Linked DNA regions of Homo sapiens: region 2 is linked to region 1. The links are chromatin contacts, found by Hi-C or POLR2A ChIA-PET in ENCODE. All regions are on one chromosome and are shown on one strand. The core of a region is the stretch at or near the end of the contact, and the rest is flanking DNA. Distances in the headings are between cores, read along the strand shown.

What was found. A loop is a pair of places that touch in the nucleus more often than their neighbours do. ChIA-PET counts read pairs that join two places held with the same protein, here RNA polymerase II (POLR2A). Pooled maps may share reads with other maps.
Region 2: a map of ascending aorta shows a loop between it and region 1 (6-fold over the local background). The contact joins two enhancer-like sites. A Hi-C loop is called at or near these places in 10 of 168 maps with a recorded cell type or tissue (Panc1, ascending aorta, cardiac septum and 5 more) and 8 of 50 pooled maps. POLR2A ChIA-PET finds 5 or more read pairs at or near these places in 5 of 52 experiments (AG04450, Panc1, T-cell and 2 more).

Annotation. Positions count from the first base shown.
Region 1 is chr16:15,768,460-15,774,752 of GRCh38, forward strand. It overlaps MYH11 (myosin heavy chain 11), which reads right to left. Exons shown (of 41, transcript NM_002474.3): 9 at 3,110-3,253. Among named protein-coding and RNA genes, the nearest start is that of MYH11, 85 kb to the right of the region's middle. Within about 2 kb of position 2,217, at least 5 of the 41 ENCODE cell types and tissues checked have a DNase peak (open chromatin) inside an H3K27ac peak, as active enhancers do; they include ascending aorta, where a contact is called at or near this core.
Region 2 is chr16:15,805,967-15,812,053 of GRCh38, forward strand. The region is part of intron 3 of MYH11 (myosin heavy chain 11); the gene reads right to left. Among named protein-coding and RNA genes, the nearest start is that of MYH11, 48 kb to the right of the region's middle. RefSeq lists an enhancer at 1,179-1,994. Within about 2 kb of position 1,810, at least 7 of the 41 ENCODE cell types and tissues checked have a DNase peak (open chromatin) inside an H3K27ac peak, as active enhancers do; they include ascending aorta, where a contact is called at or near this core.

The sequences.
Region 1 (6,293 bases), core at 967-3,466:
CTCCATAGGCCCCTTGATGGAGGGTTTGGAAGTAGCTCTTGGTTTATAAATGGGGTTGGTGTACATTTAGGACTAAGTTGGTTCCTATGAGAGTTCGTCATTTGCACGCCATCGTCTGAATGCTTGCTCTGTGTACCATCTGCTCCATTATTTGCTTAATCATTTTCTTTAAATTTACTTCCTTCTCTTTCCTTACATTTGTTTTAATAGAAAACTTTCTCTATCTTCAGTGACAAATCATCTTCACTTGCCATAAATAGATGGCAATTATAAATATAAATACAAGGAAAACAGTATTACCAAATTCTAGCTAGATGCTTGGGGCTGCCGAAGGTGCTGGGCCTGGAGTCTGGTCTCTGTGGTTAAAGGGGAAACAAGTGCCAAAGTACATTGAGAACACTGGGGACTGGGCATGGTGGCTCATGCCTGTAATCCCAGCACTTTGGGAGGCCAAGGTGGGCTGATTGTTTGAGCCCAGGAGTTCAAGACCAGAGAATACTGGATAACATGGTGAAGCCTTGTCTCTACCCACCCCTCCAAAAATCAAACCAAAACAAAACAAAAAACCCCAGGCCAGGCACGGTGGCTCATGCCTGCAATCCCAGCACTTTGGGAGGCCAAGATGGGTGGATCATCTGAGGTCAGGAGTTTAAGACCAGCCTGGCCAACATGGCGAGACCCAGTATCTACTAAAAATACAAAAAAAATTAGTGGGGCATGGTGGTGGGCGCCTATAATCCCAGCTACCCAGGAGGCTCAGCCAAGAGAATTGCTTGAACCCAGGAGGCAGAGGTTGCAGTGAGCCGAGGTCGTGCCACTGCACTCCAGCCTGGGTGACAATAGCAAGCCTCCATCTCAAACAAAACAAAACAAAAACCCTAAAATCAAAAATTAGCCAGGCGTGGTAGCACATGTCTGTAGTCTCAACGACTTGAGAGGCTGAGCTGGGAGGACTGCTTGAGCCTGCAAGGCAGAGATTGCAGTGAGCTGAGACTGCGCCACCGTACTCCAGCCTAGGTGACAGAGTGGTGTGATCTCGGCTCACTGCAGCTTCGACCTCCTGGGCTCAAGCAATCTTCCTGCCTCAGTCTCCCAAGTAGCTGGGACTACAGTGTGCACCACCACACCCAGTTAATTTTTTGTATTATTTGTAGAGAAGGGATCTTGCCATGTTGCCCAGGTTAGTCTCAAACTCAAGCTCAAGTGATCTGCCTGCCTTGGCTTCTCAAAGTGCTGGAATTACAGGCGTGAGCCACCATGCCCAGCAAAACAATTTAAATGGTCTCATTGTTTTCTTTCACAAGGACAGACAATGATTTAATAAACCCTCTATTAATCAACCTATTTTAGTTTGTTCCAGTTTTTTTCTATTTATTTTTTTTGTAGAGACAGAGTCTCACTGTGTTATCCAGGCTGGTCTCGAACTCCTGGGCTCAAGCAATCCTCTTGCCTCAGTGTCTCCAAATGCTGGGATTACAGGCATGAGCCACTGTGCCCAGCCTGTTCCAGTTTTTTATTATTTAAATAAAACTATACTGAACAGTGTAGTACATCAAGAAAAAAGGATTTGGTAAATTCCTGGCACACAGCAAATACTTAACCATTGTTCATTGTTATTTAAAAGCAAGATTAGAAGCAAAACTGACCCCTGTCCCAAATGAAATGAATCATTCTTGGAGGGCCTATGTCATTCAGACAAGGAGGCTATCAGCACTAGATTCTGATGTGGGACCCTGGCCAAGACCCACATACACCATCCATTTGTCAACTGACCCATACAGCCTAATTTTCCAGACCCCAAGTTATCTTCGGAGGAGCTGCCCCTCCCCTTATGCAGCATTTCAGCAACCTCAGTGCTATTCTGGGGCTCCAAACGGGCGTAGGCGTGGGAAGGAAGGGAAACTTTCCACAGTTCTGTCCTGGTGTTCCTGAAAGAGATTAACCTTCAACACTGAGGCACATCTAACGCAGAAGGAAAATCGTTTCTGGAAACACAGTGTCCCGACCAAGAATTTCTTTCTGAGCTGTCCTGTTCTCAAGACCCAGTGTGTTTCTTGGCCATTGGTTGGATGATTTTGATCAATATCAATTGATCACCAGAGCAACCCCTCCAGGAAAAGCCTGAGTAAATCCACTGCCTCGATCACTCCCCCTCCCCTAAACCCTGCCCACATGTTCCTGATGAGGCCAACATCTCTACCTTCAGCTCCAAGAATCCATTCTTAGGGACCATAATGAAACCACCCTGCGCTTTCCACAACCCTGCCTATGCTGCATAGCTCAGGAATGTGCATATCAACCTAAGCCAACCAATCAGAGTCAATGACACTCCATTCAGGAACTTAAGCCGGGAATCTACTCTGTTCTTTGGACATAAACCCAAAGAATATAAGGGCTGGAACCCAGCTATGTTGCTGTCAACAAACTGCATCCTATAGAGAAACAATGTAGTCGAGAGAGATAGAAGACAAGAAATTAGGTTCTAGAAAAATCTTTTGAACACCTAGATCTCACTGTACCTGAAGCTTGAATTCCTGAACTTTTTTTTTTTTTGAGATGGAGTCTAGCTCCATCTCCCAAGCTGGAGTGGAGTGGTGTAATCTTGGCTCACTGCAACCTCTGCCTTCCGGGTTCAAGCAATCCTCCCACCTCAGCCTCCTGAGTAGCTAGGACTACAAGTGTGCACCACCAGCCCTGGCTAATTTTTTTTTTGTATTTTTAGTAGAGACAGGGTTTCACCAAATTGACCAGGTTGGTCTCGAACTCCTGACCTAAAGTGATCCGCCCACCTTGGCCCCGCAAAGCGCTGAGATTACAGACCTGAACCACTGTGCCTAACCTCCCTGAACTTCTCAACATTCTGAGTTAGTCACTTTCCCTTTGGTTTAAGCCAGCTCGGGTTACTTGCAACCCTAGTTATACAGCCACTTTTCTACAACACAAACAAACCACCTAGAATAAAATTCATTTTCCTCCTTTTTTTTTTTTTTTTTTAATGGAAGGTGGGGAATTCAGAGAGCAGAAATCTGTCCTGACCAGAGAAGAGTTCTTAACAGGTTCCACTGGTATCCAGGCAAGCTACCCTCCAGACTCAAGGTGTGAGGCTTACATAGCTGCTCCTCCTCGCTGAAACCCATGATTGCCATGGCCTCCACGGTTTCCTGGAACATCTCATCATCCTGGGCTGCTGGGATGGGCACAAAGCCATTGGAGAGGAAGGTGTAGTTGTTGAAGCCCTCCAAAAGCAAGTCACCTAGAAGGAGAGGAAGACAGGTCAGGGTCAATAAGACATACTTCTAATTTCAACATGAGACCGAGATCTGGTCAAGGGTCTGGGCCATCATAATTCCTTTCCCTTTATCAAGGCTTGAACCGTTTAAAGCCCTCACGCATCGTCACGTAGACAGCCTCACCAACCACTGCCAGCCTTACACAGCGGTGCAGGTTGTGCACTGCTCCAGTGACTGCAGCTGATATCCAGCCTTGGTTCTGCTTGCTAAGCCACAATCCCTGGCACGAAGTTACATTTACCTGGAGGAAGGGATGCCTTTACCTCAATTGTCTAGAGGCACCCTGCCTTCAGCCTTCAGAGACAAAGCTGTCAGAAGAGTTAGATCAACCTTTACTCTTTTTTTTTTTTTTTTTTTTTTGAGACGGAGTCTCACTCTGTCGTCCAGGCAGGAGTGCAGTGGCGCGATCTCGGCTCACTGCAACCTCCGCCTCCCAGGTTCAAGCGATTCTCCTGCCTCAACCTCCTGAGTAGCTGGGATTACAGGCGCCCGCCACCACGCCCGGCTAAATTTTGTATTTTTAGTAGAGATGGGGTTTCACCATGTTGACCACACTAGACTTGAACTCCTGACCTCAGGTGATCCACCCACCTTGGCCTCTCAAAGTTCTGGGATTACAGACGTGAGCCACCGCACCTGGCCTTATTCATGTATTTATAAAATTTTTATCAAATTCAAACAGGCACATGAGTTTTAAAAATCAATTACTACCAAAGGTTTATAATGAAAAATAGCATTCTCCTGTCACATCCCTTCTCCAACTCTACCTTACTCCATAATACCTGCTTTTATCTCTTTTAGCTGCTTTTTATCTGGCAGTTACCACTATCTCTCTGTACAATAGGCTTGCTATATATACTAGCCTATTATAATGTATATACCATTATGTATTACATATCATAGGCCAAGGGTTCCCCAACCCATAGGCCATAGACCAGTACCGGTCCATGTTAGGAACTGGGCCACACAGCAGGAGGTGAGCAGCAGGTGAGCAAGTGAAGCTTTATCCGCTATTTGCAGCTGCTGCCCATCGCTTGCATCACTGTCTGAGCTCCGCTTCCCATAAGATCAGCAGCAGCATTAGATTCTCATAGGAGCGCAAACCCTATCGTGAGCTGCACATGTGCCCTCCTTATAACACTCTAATGCCTGATAATCTGTCACTGTCCCCCATCACCCCCCGATGGGACTGCAGGAAAACAAGCTCCCAATGATTCTACATTATGGTGACTAGTATAATTATTTCATTGTATATTACAATGTAATAATAAAGTGCACAGTAAATGTAATACACGTGAATCATCCCCACACCATCCCCCCAACCCTGCCCGCCCAGTCTGTGGAAAACTTTTCTTCCAGGAAACCAGTCCTCAGTGCCAAAAGTAACAGGTGCTTTTGGCCTATTGGAAGACCAGAGGCAAAGCACAATCGCTGTAATAGGCGATTTCTGGATATGTCAAGTTTAGATAGTATCTAGTGACTTCCTGCTATGGTAGGCAAAAATGCAGCTTTCTTATACTACCTTTCCTTTCCTCCAGCTATTTTTTTTTTTTTTTTTGAGAGGGAGTTTCACCTTTGTCCAGGTTGGAGTGCAGTGGTGCGATATTGGCTGCTCACTGCAACCTCTGCCTCCCGGATTCAAGCAATTCTCCTGCCTCTCGAGTAGCTGGGATTACAGGCACCCACCACCATGCCCAGGTAATTTGTTGTATTTTTAGTAGAGACGGGGTTTCATCATGTTGGCTAGTCTAGTCTTGAACCCCTGACATCAGGTGATCCACCCGCCTCAGCCTCCCAAAGTGCTGGGATTACAGGTGTGAGCCACCGTGCCCAGCCACCCCCAGCTATTTTTAGTTGAATCAATATATAAGGCTTATATCACAGGTTGGCAAATCTGGTCCCCTGTTGTTTTTGTAAATAAAGTTTTATTGAAACACAGCTGCTCTGATGTCCTTGTTTATTTCTCATGGCTGCTTTCTCACTAGGCAACAGAGTTGAGTAGTTGCAACAGAGGCCATCTGGTCCTTAAAGTCTAAAACGTTTACTACTGACCCTTTAGCAAAAACAGTTTGCCAACTCCCTTTTTATGACATTAATTAGATATTCTGTGTCAAACTGTATCCTATGATTACATTTCCTTTGTTGTTGTTCAGCTTCTCCCCCACCCCCAACTTTATAATTGCCTTTCTTTCTCCTGCACCATTTGCTTTTATTATACCCTCCAATACATCAAGGATCCTCTTCCAGATCAATCTTTAATTAGGATGGATTCGGTTATACTTTTGGAGAGACGTCAGCAAGATATTTTTCTTTCAAAATCAAGGTCTTTTATGGGTCAAGTCACTTGGAAGCTGCTTGATAAACTCGAGGTTAAATTGACTGAAGGCACCAGTTAACTCAAACTTTTGGATTAACTTGAAATGCCTGATTCAAGTCACGAGGATTGAGGTCTTTGCCAAGACTTCATTATCCCGAGTTTGGATGCATTTAGCAATATTTGGTTCTTTCTAAAAGCCTAACATCTTTCCAGTTCTATCATCTAGAATACAAACGGCCCCTGGGAATTTAGTTCTGAGCCCTATACTTGCCCATTTCTGGAAGACCAGAGGCAAAGCACAAAACTGGAACCCAAGGTACCAAACAACCAAACTGTTTTCTTGGGTGCCAAATAAAAGGAAAAGGAATGTCAACATTTTTCCCTGGCCCATTCCACAGGGTCCTGCACTGTAACTGCTAATATACCATGTTTGCTGGTACATAAAAAATCCATTCAGCATTCCCCCTTTACCAAAAATTGCTCCACCTCATAGCCTATGTTCCTGAAAGCCAGCCATTAAGGAAACTTATTTTTATTGTTTGAGACAGAGTCTCACTCTATCGCCTAGGCTGGAGTGCAGTGGTGCAATCTTAGCTCACTGCAAACTCCACCTTCTAGGTTCAAGTGATTCTCCTGCCTCAGCCTCCCAAGTAGCTGGGATGACAGGCGCCAGCCACCACACCTGG
Region 2 (6,087 bases), core at 560-3,059, 37 kb after region 1:
CAACATTATACTAAGTGAAAGAAGCTAGCCGGCTGGGCACGGTGGCTCACACCTGTAATCCCAGCACTTTGGGAGGCTGAGGTGGGCAGATCACGAGGTCAGGAGTTCAAGACCAGCCTGGCCAATACAGTGAAACCCCGTCTCTACTAAAAATACAAAAATTAGCCAGGTGTGGTGGCACGTGCCTATAGTCCCAGCTACTCGGGAGGCTGAGGCAGGAGAATCACTTGAACCCAGGAGGCAGAGTTTGTGGTGAGCCGAGACCACATCACTGCACTCCAGCCCGGGCGAGTGCAGTGAGACACTCTGTCTCAAAAAAAAAAAAAAAAAAAAAAAAAAAAAAAAAAAAGAAGCCAGCCACAAAAGGTCACATATGATTCCATTTATATGAAATGTCCAGAATAGGCAAATCCATAGAGACAGAAAGTAGATTTGTGAATTCGTGGCTGCCAGGAGCTGCGGGTAGGAATATGGAGTGACAAAAAAATGTGCACAAGATTTCTTTGGGGGATGATAGAAATATAAAATTATATTGCAGCAATGGCTGCATAACCATGTAAATTATGAGTGAATTTAGACAGTTATGCAGACATAGCTGCAATTTTAGGTGTGAACTGTATCCTTAAAATGAATTTATTTAAATTATACCGCATAAACCTTTTTTAAAAATGATGTTCATTTTATACCACCTCTGAATGATTATAAATCTGACTTCTTCCACTTCATGCAGCTCTATTAGGTTTCCAACAATTACAAAATTGTTCATTTTCAATGCTTTTCCCCTGAACCAATGAGCTCCTGAAGGTACAAGGAACAATGCCTGACACACAGTAGGTGCTCAGGAAATGCTTGTTATTTTGAATTGCTCTCTGGCTCAGAGAGGCAACCAAGGTAGAAGCAATGGAAAATGCATATTCACGTGTTCACATATTCATTCAACAAACGAGTCCTGAGCCAGGTACCGAAAGCACAAAAGTCAATAAGATCTGCTTTTTTTTTTCTTTTCTTTTTTAAGAGATGAGGTGTCACTCTGATGCCCAGGCTGAAGTGCAGTAGCACGATCATAGCTAACTGCAGTCTGGAACTCCTGGGCTAACAGATCCTTCCATCTCAGCCTCCTGAGCAGCTGGGACTACAGGTGCATGCCACTACGCCTGGCTAATGGTTTTTTTGTTTTTTGTTTTCATTTTTTTTGTAGAGACAGGGCCTAGTAAGGTAACTTAGTAATATTACCCAGGCTGGTCCCAAACTCCTGGCCTCAAGTGATCCTCCCGCCTTGGCCTCCCAAGTAACTGAAATCACAGGCTCAAGCCAATGCACCGAGCTTCATGACTTGCTTATCCTTGCTTTTGAGAAGTTCATGACCCAGGGTGGGAGTCAGATGGGCAAAGAAATGACCGTAAGAGATGAGCAGTGCTACGATGGATGTGAACCCAAGTGCTATAGACGTCAGGTTTTTTGTTTGTTTGTTTTTTCACACTGACCTGAGCAAGACAGGAAGCCTTCACGGCAGAGGTGACCACTGAACAGCATTAAGAAAAATGTGAAAGAATCTCCTGGGGAGAGGTCGAGGCAGAGCATCCCAAGCAGAGGGCCTGGGACAGAAGCTCCAAAGTGGGCGGGGACACAGTACCGAGCCTCCGTGGAGTCTGGGAAGGCTGGAGCTGGGGGCGGCCGGCCATCATCAGGACCCGCCTGGGGCTGAGCTTCCCAGCCCAGATCCCTGGGGCTCATGTCACCTCACACCCCATCCTTAAACATGCCTCTCTCCCTTCCTCCTCCCCAGACTCCCCACCCAGCCTCGGATGTGTAAGGCCCCAGGCACGTTTCCTGAGAAGATAAAGGGCTTCAGCGGTTCCTCCCCCGCTGTGGGCCTGAGGACTCCCAGGAGGTACCCAGCTCCCCACAGACCAGCTATTTCGGCCCAAGCCCAAACACAAGCTGGTGGATTCTGTCTGGGAAGCCAGAGCACTGTAGGCTGACCATAAAAGGAGAAAACCCAGCGGGGACTGAGCACAGACCCAGGCTCCCTGCGTCTGCCCTTCTTTCTGGTAACAGGCTGCTGGGGGATCCAGTGAGAGGTAATCAAAACCCGTCTCTGCAGGGCCATCAATACCCCTGGGCTAGTAAAGAAGAAAGGTCTCAGCCTCCATTGCCTGCAGAAAAGTGGCTCTCTACCTAATGCCCCGCACGGAGGCAGATGCCAGAGGTTCTGGATCTTCTGTGGTGTGACTGTGAAGGTGGCCACTGCATGGCCCTTGACGGTGGGTCCTCGGCAGCTGACTGCTAATGCCTGTTGAACTTGTCCTGTCCATGCACCGTGTCCCTACACACTGACCGAATCACCCTTGTAACAACTGGAGTAAGCACAGTCATCATCCTCACGGGACAAGTGAGGAAACTGAGGCACAAAGTAATAGCCGGGGCAGAGCTGGGAGGTGAACCCAGCTCCAGAGCCCATGACCTAAGCCATTCTGTAAGTGAGGGCCCTTCTCTTTCTCCAGCCTTCATCTCCCCACTCTACTCTCCCGGCAGAGTTGGTTAGGATGACATGCTGAGTAAGAAGAGATACTTTGAGAGCCTTTGCTGCAACCCAACAGGTGTTTTCCAAACCTACAGGAAGCCCTGGTATTGTAAAAGCAGAACTGGGCTGGGCATAGGAGCTCATGCCTGTAATCCCAGTGCTTTGGGAGGCTGAGGCAGAAGGATTGCTTGAGGCGAGGAGTTTGAGACTCAAAGCGAGACCCCTATCTCTATGAAAAAAAAATTTTTTTTAATTAGCTGTGGACAGAGGTGTGTGCCTGTAGCCCCAGCTATTTGGAAGGCTGAGGCAGGAAAATTGCTTGAGCCTAGGAGTTCGAGGTTACAGGGAGCTATTATTGTGCCACTGCGCTCTAGCTTGGGTGAAAGAGTGAAACTCTGTCTCAAAAAATATATAATAAATAAAAACATGAAAGCAGAACTGGCCAGTGAAGGGGTGTAGGAGACAGGAAAACCAACGCTCTCCCTCTTGGGCCTCCACTCCTACCTCCTACATTCTCCCCCTTCTCTCTGCTCCAGCCCCAGCAGCCTCATAGAACCTATATCAAGTTCCCTAGCCAAGCCTACACTTCACCTTCCAAGGAAGCCTCCCCTGTCCTCCCAAGGTCCCCAGGGCTACACTTCCCCACTCTCTGGACCTCCTCTACTTAGCAGCTACTTGTGGGATGATTCAATTCGTATTTACACATACGCACAGTAGGCTGTGTCTAGGGCAACATCTAATAATCAATATTGTTAGAATGACCGGGCGTGGTGGATCACATCTGTAATTCCAGCACTTTGGGAGACCGAGGCGGGAGGATTGCTTGAGGCCAGGAGTTCGAGACCAGCCTGGGCAACATAATGAGACCTCATCTCTACAAAAAATCAAAAAATTAGCCAGGCGTGATGATCTGTGCCTGTGGTCCCAGCTACTTGGGAGGCTGAGAGGGGAGGATCACTTGAGCCCAGGAGTTGGAGGCTGGAGTGAGCTATGAGTGTGCCACTCCACTCCAGCCTGGGCAACAGGGCAAGGCCTTGTCTCACAAAAAAATGCTGTTGGATAAAGAAAGGAATGGGGAGCCAGACTGCCCAGAGGCTGGGAGGACACCGAGGGAGGTGGCTGACACATGCAATTTAACAAGGAAGGTGCTGGCCAGGCACTGTGGGTCACGCCTATAATCCCAGCACTTTGGGAGGCCGAGGTAGGTGGATTGCTTGGGCTCAGGAGTTCAAGGCCAGCCTGAACAACATAGCAAAACCTCATCTCTACAAAAAATACAAAAATTAGCCAGTTGTACTGGTGCATGCCTGTATGCAGCTACTCTGGAGGCTGAGGTGGGAGGATCACCTGAGCCTGGAGAGGCTGAGGCTCAGGTGAGCCGAGATCACACCACTACACTCCAGCCTGGGCAACAGAGTGAGACTCTGTCTCAAAAAAGCCCAAAACAAACAAGGAAGGTGTTGCCAAGTGTCAGCTGGGGCTTTTCAGGTTCACTCCCTTAAGTATGTCCCTTTTTCAATTTAATATTTACGGTTTTTGTTTTTGTTTTTGTTTTTTTTTGAGACGGAGTTTTGCTCTTGTTGCCCAGGCTGGAGTGCAGTGGGGCAATCTCGGCTCACTGCAACCTCTACCTCCCAGGTTCAAGCGATTCTCCTGCCTCAGCCTCCCGAGTAGCTGGGATTATAGTCGCCCACCACCATGCCTGGCTAATTTTTTGTATTTTTAGTAGAGATGGGGTTTCACTACATTGGCCAGGCTGGTCTCGAACTCCTGACCTCAGATGATCTGCCTGCCTCTGCCTCCCAAAGTGCTGAGATTACAGGTGTGAACCACTGTGCCTGGCCAATATTTACTATTTTATAACAAATAATTCTCCTTTGCTGTCTCCCTTCCCTGTAATGCACCATGGGTACCAAAAATAAAAATAAAATAAAGATAAAAACGTGAACTTTTCATGATTAGTCAGAGCACCAAACAGACACTCCTAGCACCTCTGTAAAGACTGAGCCAGCCAGACAGAGCCATTCATTCCCACACACAGTCCCCCATCATTCCCAACCGGGCCAGACACATAGCTGACAGCCACTGCAAAACCCACAAGAGACAGAGAAGCATTTGGCTGTACCCCTTCCTGGAGATGTGTTTGTAGCAGCACTGCCTCTGCAGAGAAACAGCTGGGAATTACTTCTTGGCTCCACCCTATCACCTCTGCCCCCAGGGCCCGTTTCCTCACCAGGGAAATCGACAAAAATCCAGACCTTTCAAGGGCATGAAGATGATTGAAAGAGACTGGATTCAGAAAGAGCTTAAAATTGTTTTACCCACAGCACATTTAAGAGCTTGGTAATTGCCGTTAATATCATCTTTATCATCATCATCTAAAACAGTGATCTAGGGAAGAGGTTATAGACAGCAGTGATTCTGAATCGGCAGGACAGGATATTCAACCAAAGATATTTAACCCCTTTCTGATTACAAGGTGTCATGGTCTGAATGCTCATGTCTCCCTCAAATTCATATGCTGGAATCCTTACCCCTAAAGTGATGATATTAGGAGGTGGGGCCTTTGGGAGGTGATGAGATCATGGGGGTTCAATCCTCATTGGGGGAGAGACCCAGAGAGCTAGCAGGTCCCTTCCACCATGTGAGACACAGCGAGAAGGCAGCACTAGGCCCTCACCAGATACCAAGCTTGATCTTGGACTTCCCAGCCTCCAGAACCACGAGAAACAAATATCTGTTTAAAAGCCACCCAGTCTATGGTATTTTGATATAGCAGCCTTAACAGGCTAAGACACAAGGCCTATGCTAGTCCCTTAGCCTTCTGGGGGCCTCAGTTTCCTCTTCCGTTATATGGGGACAAGAATACTACACTATCTATACCACGCTACCCAGGAGGGAAGAGTAACATTCTGAGGGCAGCGAAGCTGGGTCCCCAGGTTTGACTCTCAGTTCTGGGGCCAAGTAGGTGTGCTGAGTTTTCCCCATTGATCAAATGGGGAGGCTGCCACCCACCCTGTGTGGTGCTAGTGAGGGCCGAGCAATGTGGGATTGATGGAGCAGTGAACCCAGGTCCTGACCTATTGCAGGGGCCCTGAGGACATCAGTGCCCTTCCTCTCTCTGCCTCTACTGGGGAGCAGCCTCAGGGGAGTTGGGTGAGCAGGAACCATCCCCAGGGGGCTGCCAATCTCAAGCAGAAGGATACAGCCGAGTGTGGGAACTTGCAAAGTGGAGAAAGTCGTTTGGATCACTCCACCCGCAGAGTTGTCTTAAGCTTAAAGAGGAATTAGCCAAGAGCCCCAAGCTGATAAAGGCTGGCTGTTATTTCTTTTTTTAATCCCCTGAGTGTGGCCATTTGTTGCTAATGAGGTGAGGACAAAACATTACTTGTGGCTATCTTGCATAGGGCAAGTGCAGAGGCTCAGAATGGAATCTTATCTGCTTTCCTGCCCCTCCTACACCCCAGGGACCCATGGAGGGGCTCCAAAGTGGTTCTTGTCTGGAGGGCTTTAATGGCGCTTTTCTCCTATTCATCACGTTCATTTATTGAACTTAGCTCCAG